Linked DNA regions of Homo sapiens: all the other regions are linked to region 3. Evidence: chromatin contacts called from ENCODE Hi-C or POLR2A ChIA-PET data. All regions are on one chromosome and are shown on one strand. The core of a region is the stretch at or near the end of the contact, and the rest is flanking DNA. Distances in the headings are between cores, read along the strand shown. Region 1 holds the start of CHRM3-AS2 (CHRM3 antisense RNA 2). Region 2 overlaps SDCCAG8 (SHH signaling and ciliogenesis regulator SDCCAG8). Region 3 holds the start of FH (fumarate hydratase).

What was found. Hi-C counts contacts between places; a loop is a spot of excess contacts on that map. ChIA-PET counts read pairs that join two places held with the same protein, here RNA polymerase II (POLR2A). Pooled maps may share reads with other maps.
Region 1: a map of naive thymus-derived CD4-positive, alpha-beta T cell shows a loop between it and region 3 (23-fold over the local background). The contact joins the promoter of CHRM3-AS2 here to the promoter of FH in region 3. A Hi-C loop is called at or near these places in 1 of 168 maps with a recorded cell type or tissue (naive thymus-derived CD4-positive, alpha-beta T cell) and 6 of 50 pooled maps. POLR2A ChIA-PET finds 5 or more read pairs at or near these places in 1 of 52 experiments (activated T-cell).
Region 2: a loop to region 3 is called in a pooled map, with 3 times the contacts of the local background. The contact joins the enhancer-like site here to the promoter of FH in region 3. A Hi-C loop is called at or near these places in 3 of 50 pooled maps.

The regions. Positions count from the first base shown.
Region 1 is chr1:239,717,614-239,720,544 of GRCh38, reverse strand. It overlaps CHRM3-AS2 (CHRM3 antisense RNA 2), which reads left to right and starts at 1,426. Exons shown (of 3, transcript NR_103776.1): 1 at 1,426-1,595. All of the region lies in intron 5 of CHRM3 (cholinergic receptor muscarinic 3), which reads right to left.
Region 2 is chr1:243,420,610-243,423,519 of GRCh38, reverse strand. All of the region lies in intron 15 of SDCCAG8 (SHH signaling and ciliogenesis regulator SDCCAG8), which reads right to left. Among named protein-coding and RNA genes, the nearest start is that of MIR4677, 76 kb to the right of the region's middle. Within about 2 kb of position 1,544, at least 9 of the 41 ENCODE cell types and tissues checked have a DNase peak (open chromatin) inside an H3K27ac peak, as active enhancers do.
Region 3 is chr1:241,518,045-241,521,162 of GRCh38, reverse strand. It overlaps FH (fumarate hydratase), which reads left to right and starts at 1,408. Exons shown (of 10, transcript NM_000143.4): 1 at 1,408-1,572. The coding sequence starts at 1,441. RefSeq lists silencers at 1,294-1,423, 1,246-1,528, 1,704-1,973 and an enhancer at 1,034-1,630.

The DNA of each region.
Region 1 (2,931 bases), core at 177-2,676, 1.8 Mb after region 3:
TAGCTTTCTGTTCACTTGCTATCTGCAACATGAAAAGTCTGGCGTTGAGTGGCACGAGAGCATTACTGTTTCATTTTGATAATCCAAGTTTAATTTTAATACATCTTTTAATTTTACTTTAATTTAGGTTTTTTTGGGGTTTCAGAGGCAGAGCACTACTTTGTTTCTGACTAAATGACAAAAATCATTAACTGCCAGTGACTATATGAACATGATGTGAACAATATATGCAAAGAAACTAGGGCAAAGTTTTTTGTTTTAGAAAAACATATACTTATATTCTATATATTCTGAATGATCCTCATATAAACAACACAACATACAATATCTCAAAATGTTACTACAACACGGCTCATTACTTTGCAGGTTGCAAACGCAGCGTGTAAATCCTTTCCTCTCAACCATAGTAAGTAAAGACACAGATACAACACGGTTTGCAAGTCTTAGCTCTGCTCTGTAAACTTACTGCTATCATAGGTCTTCTGCATAAGTATTTTTAGTGCCCAGTTCCTAGTTCAGTGCTTAAAAATCCTGCCGATCCCTGGGTTGGAACAAAGCTTTCGGAAGCAATTAACTGCTTTTGCCATCCCAGGTGCCAAACACACACACAATGTCCTTTTATTTGTGGAAATACACACAGATCTATTCTGCATGTGCTCAGAGCTCAACACAAATATCACCCCTTTCCCACAGGCAGCAGGAAGGATGTGGTTTGAAGGACATAGTTGCTTCATCTGAATGTTCAGTTGTTCAAAAGATCTCTTGTTGCTACGCTGAGTTGCGGCTCTACTACCTACGTTTAAGAAGATATAACCAGGCCGTGCCCAAAATCCCACTTTTATCTATTTAAACAGGCATTCAAGTAGATCGTGCAATTCTTTGCCCCTTACCTTCAGTGGACACATGCTGAAAATGTGTTCATAATCAAAAGACATTCCCCAGAGCTGATGACCCAGTAATTCCTTACGTATACAGGTCAGCTGCAACAATACCGTACTAAAATCGCCAGATGAAATGGTCAGAATTACCCGGTGGCTTGATAAAATCAGCTTACTTTGAGTCTAATCCAAGGATAAATATACAGAAAGCTCCAAGCAGTGGAAACTGTAATCACCTTAGAACTGCCCCCTGAAACTGTAATACTGCCAGGAAAACAAATATTTGCTGAATTATAGGGTGCTATATTGGTTTTACCTGAATGCAATTAAGGGCTAAATAACTACAAGCTACTGTTTAAAGTGGACAGGTATAACCAAGAGCAGGGGACTAATTCTGCCAACACCACTAACACCAGTCCCCAAAAACCCTAACGATACACTCAGAACAAGCAAACCAGTAGATCTGATTACCAATTTCACATATCCTGCATTCTTGGAGCTCACCCATTTCATCATTTCCGGACACTCAGACTCTAACTAGGAACACCTAACTCATAGCCCTGTATTTTGCTAAGTTTTTCCTCTACTCTTGAGTCCTCCTTTAATCTATAGAGTGTTATTCTACACTGGACCTCTCTCTTATTTTTTGGAGTCTAGCATCTTGCATCTTCCTGGAGCCCCAACTAAACTCATAACTTCTAAGCTTCTAAGAAATATGTAAGTTTTTCAACTCTGTACATTAAGTCTTTTTGTGACCTTAAACTTACCTTAGAAAAAGATGTACTGTTAGTTACCAACTGCTTCTTCAGCCTTGCGTATAATGCCTGTTCCTCTTTATGACTCCCCTTCAAACTTACTAGCTCATGAGGATCTGTAATTTAAGAAAAGAGCTTTGGCAACAGGGTAGTTAAATTGCTACTAGTGGTTACTTCTGAATGACTTCAAGTTGATTCTTTCCTTGTGTTTTCTTCAATCACTTCTTATTTTTACTAATCAGTGTCACTATGTGTGAGCTATGACACTCCTTAGAACTATGCAAGTAGGCTTCAAAAAAAAAAGAATGGAAATTTGATGAAAATGTTTTACTGCTAACACTCAGCTAGAAATACCACCTCTGAAAAAGTGTACAAAACTCCATGTACCAGGTGGAATATTACTCCTGACCCAGAGTATTATATAAACATCTGTATTTTCTTCCCCAATTAGAAACAAATAGCTCTTGATGAAATGTCTGTGCCCTGGTCCTTCAGAAGTCAGTATCTGACTCTAAGATGCCAGGAAAATTTCACCTTGTGTCATGTTTCACGCTGAGGAGTTTGTATAGCGCTAGTGTAAACCTTGGTCTCTAAGACACATTCCATGGTGAATTTATTTCAAATTCCAAACTGAGTTTATTCCATTTCACTCACTTAAAATTCCAGTTGTGATTGGAAAATATACACTTCATTTACCTTCTGCGCAGTGTTCAATGAACCGCTTGTCATGTTTCACCCTAGTAGGTTGCATTTCAATCCTGAGTGTGTCTGTGTAGCAGCTGATTAAAGCTTTGCTATTATTTGTAAGGGATGTTATAACATGCACTGTCATCTTTCTTGGCATTTTTTGAAACGGTAACATGAGGATTCTGGCAAAATAATATGGTAGTTGCTACTCTTTCCTTACACCTATACCATTTACTTGTCAGTAAACAAAATCATGTTTTCAATGAAGTAGACAAATAGAAAACTCAGCTTCCCTATCCTGTTGTATCTTGTGCCACTCTCTATAAACTGACATGGCATAAAATGACATAGCTTGATAAACTGCTGGAGTCAAACACAGATTACTGCCATTTAGCTAGAGCAGGACACGTCACTTGAGGACACGGCCCCAAGGAATGTCAGTTCTAGAGGAGGAAGGATAGAACCGAAATGAGGGATCTGGTTCTTTGTTGTGTGTGGCTGAATTTCCCGGACATTGTTTAAGGCAGAAATGACAGGTAGCATAAAAGAGCAAACCTTACCTTAAGAAAGCAGATTATATAAGCACCCCCCTTGAATCCCAAATTCCTGCC
Region 2 (2,910 bases), core at 295-2,794, 1.9 Mb before region 3:
ATAATTCTTATACACGCAAATCATTTAATAAAGTTTTGTTTTCAGAGTATTTACTGATATAGAAAAATGTTCATTAGATATCAAATGAAAAAGCAGACGCAAAACTGTATATACGGTATAATCTCAATCACACTATAAATGTACACAGACATACACATGAAAAATGACTGAAGGGAAATATATCAGAGGTAAGAATAGTTATCTCTAGCTGGTAGTGGCACAGGAAATTTTCCTTAATTCTTCTTTGTATTTTCCAAATTCCCTGCATTGAGGATGTCTTACATAATCCCAAAAATATAAATGTTATTTATAAAGTACACATCACTATCAAGTGTGTATTGCAACAATCTTTTTTTCTGCTTCACATTTTTGTTTTTTTCTTTGTTTATAATTGTAATTTGCCTACCAACTTCCATTTTTCAATAAAAATTTGACATATATGCCTGCACATCATCCTTTTTCTGTCTGCAGCTCACGATATGTTCCTAGAACTAGTAGTTTGCAAAGCTCAAAGAGTAAACTTACAAGTTTTCTGTTAGTTAGGAGATACATTTCTGGCATGATTATCCTGTGTCATATAAAAGGATAATTGACTCTAATCCATTTTCATAGAAAATTCAGGCAATTTCTGGCTTTACAGAAGCATGAACTTTCCCCTGTATTTTTATATACCAGTTATGTTGCATAATTGCATTTGCATGAAATATATTTTACTACTATAATTCGGATTAAAATGATAATTGCTTTCAAAGGGAAATACAATATCTTAATTTTTTATTCTTTTAGGTTCTAGTTTGACTTTTGGTAACAATTAGCAGAGGCCAATATCAGTCTCCTCTTGTAGAAAATATAATTTTTATAGTATCCCAACCTAACATCATCTAAACATGCAAAGGAAAAAAACAGTTCAACCGGGTGTGTGTTCTTCACCTCAATTAAACTCACACAGTTGGATACCTACTGTTGCCAAAACAGTAATATAATTTACACATTATAGTCCACACAGTAAAACTACACTAAAAGTCATTTAACAATATTTATAACACCATAAAGTATAGTGTTAAAATATATGAACTGCAATATGTACCAAAATTATAAAATTTGTTTCTCATCATCAGTGATTAAAACCGGGATCATTGCTCTAGCCTCAATACTCACAACCCTGGTGACAGATTAGAATTCAAATCTTAATGATCAATTTACAATTAACAAGATAGAAGTGAAACAAATTAAACCAACCATTATATATAACGAGACCCCATGGACTCCCATTGTTCCTCTTAATTACAAAACGCAAATCACAAATACACAATGGGCAGTGTTAGACATCAGTCCACAAGCCTCACAACCCAGAAAGTGACAATGACAGAAAAGAAAGAAGCAAAACCACATAGACCCTGGTTCTATGCTCTATCCTGTTCTTTTCAGTGTGCAAGAGGTGGAAGCTAAAACCTAGCACACACTTCTCTCCACTCTGTGGCTGGCAGAGGCTCACTCCCTGCCAGCACCCAATCCTTCCAGCTCTCCCAGGCCAGGTGTTAGATAGCACTGCAAACCGCACTGCAACGTTTTACTGCTGATTCATCTAAGCGCGTGGGGAGAGAGAACACTTCCTTCACTTTGATAAAGAAAAATCACAGTTGTACCGAAGATATTTAAATAGCTCCGTTTACCTCCTTCAAAAAACAACCCCATAACTATAATAAGCTCTCAGAGTACTGGGGAATACAGAAGGAAGGATAGCGAAAGTTTATGTGAGCTTCAACTAAAATCAGCCAGAATGTCTGCCTGGTGCCAATTAAAAGCAAAATGGAATTAATTCTCTTGCCTGATGGTCAAAAACAAGCTATACAACATGCACAGAATCGGCAGTTCATTTTAAGTTTTAAAATGGGACGTGCCATTCACAAACCCCGGGGTTACAGACACCACTACGTGCAGTGTGGAGTACACAGAGCGCGCAAACTACTGTGCTAATCACTATGGAGGCTTCCAGAAAACAGAAGCAGTCGTCACTGCCATAATGCGACTTACGGTCTCCTTGGGGAGAAAACACATACAACAGACACACACACGGAGGTACCATTTCAAAACATTTTCACAGAGCAACAGAGCAGCCTAGCATGAAGCTGGGGCAGAGAGTAAGGGCGTACGTGCACGCCGAGCCCATGCTCTCAGCTTTCCCGTCATTCTGCATGGGCTTCAGTCAAATGACTAGATCTGTGAGTTTAAAATCTTGTTTTAAATGGTAGGAATCTATTTGTTTAGTTGGTATTTTGAAAAACAAGACTCTTAGAGTAATGTTGCTAGTAACAGAGGAAGGAAAAATATGTCTTAATTATTGCTCAATACAAAATAAATACACTTACTTTTCAAGAAGAATTTTACTGTAATACTCTGAGGAAAAGCTGGACCAAAATTACCATATGGATTGCATAAGTATAAATTTGGAGACTGAGTTTCCACAATGACAAAACTTTAGAAACTCCAAGATTTTCCTTACCTCAAAGCACAGGGAAAATTATTTATCCCAATAGTTTGGCATGGGGTATGCAGAGGCACACTCCTGGAGGGCTTCTTCAGAGTTTACTACATTAATAATTTGTATTTTAAAAGAAGCAGTTTAAGCCCTTCAAGTTTTATAGGTGGTTTCAAAGCAGAAGGTAACATCAAAATGGAATGTAAAACTTAACATGAATGAGTTATTGAAAATGTCATAGTAAGAAGCCAGGGAGAAATGAAACTGGAACTAAAAGAAATTAAGAACAAACAACCCTAAAATCAAAATTTGTCCTATTCACTACCTTCTTGTGAGGCACACAAAATGCACTTTTCGTAAGTTTTAGGGGCGCTTGAGAGTTTTAAAAATAGTAAGTAACAATTTATCAAGTGTTTACTACTTGCCAGGCC
Region 3 (3,118 bases), core at 159-2,658:
TAAAGAGGGGCACCACACAATGAAGAAAGAGATGATCTATGAAGAAATGATAAACATATGTTCATTAAATAATTTTGTGTAATAGCAAAGAAAAATGTTCTTTATTAAGAAACTGGATAAATAAAATATTTCATATTCATGTGATCCAATATGATTAATTTTAAAAGATCATGGCTATATCTTAAAAGCATAGAGTTCAATTATGCAACAGTAAAACTTTAAAGTAAAATATTAAAACCATTGTTTGTATATTAGTGTATGAAGCAAAAAATACACAGAACTGAAAGGATGCATCAAAATAATGATATACACAATAATGATACCTGCTGGGAAGGAGGAGAACAAAAACAAAACGTCATTCCATTATTAGCAATGTTTTAAAGAATTTGCATTCAGTTTTCTAGTGTGTTTTGATTGTAGTTCAACTATTACAATCTCATTTGAATTTTTATATTTTAAATATGTGTCAAATTTATAAGTCACAAAATAACATAATGTTACCAAAAGGTTTGGCAAGTTTGTAAGTTTGACTCATAAATTTGGCTTTGCAGGTTCTGGACTTTTGATTTTAAGAACATCCGATCGCTCTCTCTTTACTGTCATCTGGTTCCAAGCAATAGAAAAGAGAAAAGATAAAACTGTGGTTCAGATGCAATTTTATATCAATTCCTGCTTTTCTGTAATCAACTATTATATTAAAACAATATGCCTTTAATTTGAAAATGTATAAATTAGCTATGCAAAAAACTGGGAGAACGATATACAAATAATAAAAATTCCGAGGTTCCCTATAATTGTGTACGTCTTCCACAATACATTAAAAAAAAAAAAAGAGTTCTGAGGGTATAGGCTAAGAAGAGAAAGGAAACGGTAGCGATCTCAAAATGATAAGTTAAAAGAAATAAGTAAGTAGCTTATTTTTCAGTTGTGGGATTATGAATAATTACTATTTCATTATCTACACTTTGCTGCACTTCCCAAAATTTCTACACAGAAGATACAATCTGGAAGAAATGAAGAAAGATTTCAGTAGTAAGAACGTGTAATGAGTGATTACATGATAAATAAAACAATAAATATTTCTTTCTAGGATATTTCACCAACCAAACACGACCTGATTCACCAACTAATACTCCCGCCTTCTAACAGCCACACGTAAAAATCAGACCGGCTCCAAGAATAACCTGAGCCTCCTTTCCCATAATTCCCTTCTTTCTAGTTTCCCATGAATCCGAAGGCCTTACACCCCACACTACTACTAGAAAGTTAACCCGCCCCCTCATTCTTTACTGGTCATTCACGATTGGTCCTGCCCCACCTGTCGGTGTGAGGCTGTTGATTGGATAAGAGCGGAGGCCGGTGGGCGGAACGGTTTCTGACAACCGGCGTGGAGGCGTGGCCACAGCCGCCCAGAAATTCTACCCAAGCTCCCTCAGCACCATGTACCGAGCACTTCGGCTCCTCGCGCGCTCGCGTCCCCTCGTGCGGGCTCCAGCCGCAGCCTTAGCTTCGGCTCCCGGCTTGGGTGGCGCGGCCGTGCCCTCGTTTTGGCCTCCGAACGCGGCTCGAATGGTGAGCGCAGGCCGCCATCCCCCGGCCTCCCCGCAGTGACCTTCAGCCCTCCTGCCTGCCGGCCTGGGCGCCCGCGACTTGGCGGGAGAGATTCCCCGGGCGTCCGGGCCGCGCCAGACTCTGGGCTTAGCGCCCGTGCCGGCGTGGCGGGCCTCCCGGCCTCGGGACGCCTCTTCCGGCGCAGGGATGGAGCCGCAGCCCGGGAGAGCGCTTGGGGAGGGACGGGGGCTGTCAGAGAGGGTCCTACTGGGCCCGCTCCCGGCGCCTCCTCGGAGCCGTCCGTGGCGGGCCGAGGCCGGGGCGTTTTGAGGTAACTTCGCTGCTGCTGGCGCGCAGGCCCCCAGCCCCGGGGCGCTGCCCTCAAGGACAGTGCCGGCGTGGGCGGAGGGTGCTGGGAGAGGGGCAGCTCCCGCACCGTCCTGCCCCATAGCTGGGCCTTGCTGGCCGGACACTGGCCGCCTGTGCATCTAGTGGTTTCTGAACTGTGGTTTGTTTCGCCAAGGGGCACTGCACTGCTTTCAGGCCCTCCAGGTGGGGTAGAAGGTTCTTCGAAGATTTTACTTCCTTTGAAATTGCATGCTCAGTTTGTTAGGCTGACTATGGTTTCCCCCGTAATTGTTGTAAAACTCTTCAATTCCGAATACCGCGGGCATAGTGTTCTGAAGCATGTTTGAGCAGATTGGCTAGGAGCTGAATCGGTACTTTTTATTCAGAAAGCCAGCTAAGAACTTAAAGATCCAAGTTCAGGTTATGACATGCTTACGTAAGTCATTTTGCTCTTTAGAGTGTCATCTTTAGGAATGCAGGCTTTTAAAAAGCTTTAAATACATATGTATATTGTTAGGAAACGTTTGAGAAATGATAGTTGAAGAGTTACAGTTCTGCACTGGTGTAGCATGAGGTTTGCAATCTAAGAGATGTGATTTCAAATCCGTATGCAAAGTTGAAATACTTACAGCTACTCAGCAAAACTGCACATGTGAAAATACCATGTAGCGAGTGCTCATTAAATAAGTGCCCCATCTAGGGTATTTCAAAGGGCCAGTACTTTTTCTGGACTCTAAACTTCAAGATAATTTGATTGGGTCACTATACCTACGATATACAACTATACTACAGAATCAGAGATGTTTTGTATTCCTCGAACTCCCTGCTCGAATAATTTTAGGGCATTTTAAAACCTTTACATATTTTTAAATTTATTTATTGTTTATTTAGTGTTTTGTAAAGGGAAGCAGACTGGAGAACTTCTGAATCTATCCTGTTGATGCAAATGTCAAAAAATAGCAGCACTACTTTGCTCTTAGAATTGTAATGTTAGCTAAAATCAGATGGAGGTAGTTTTTGTTTTTTCTAGTTCTGGTACTTTTTGCCCTCTAACCATTCTCAGGTCCAAAATCTCTGTTGGTTTTGTTAAAAGTTCTTCCTGTTGCTAATGTTGAGAATTTCACATAACCCTTGATGCCCTAAGGTACCTTTTATTTAAAAGAACACATACAAATTCATTCAATAGAAAGATACTGTTTATTGAGTGCCTTCCACTTAC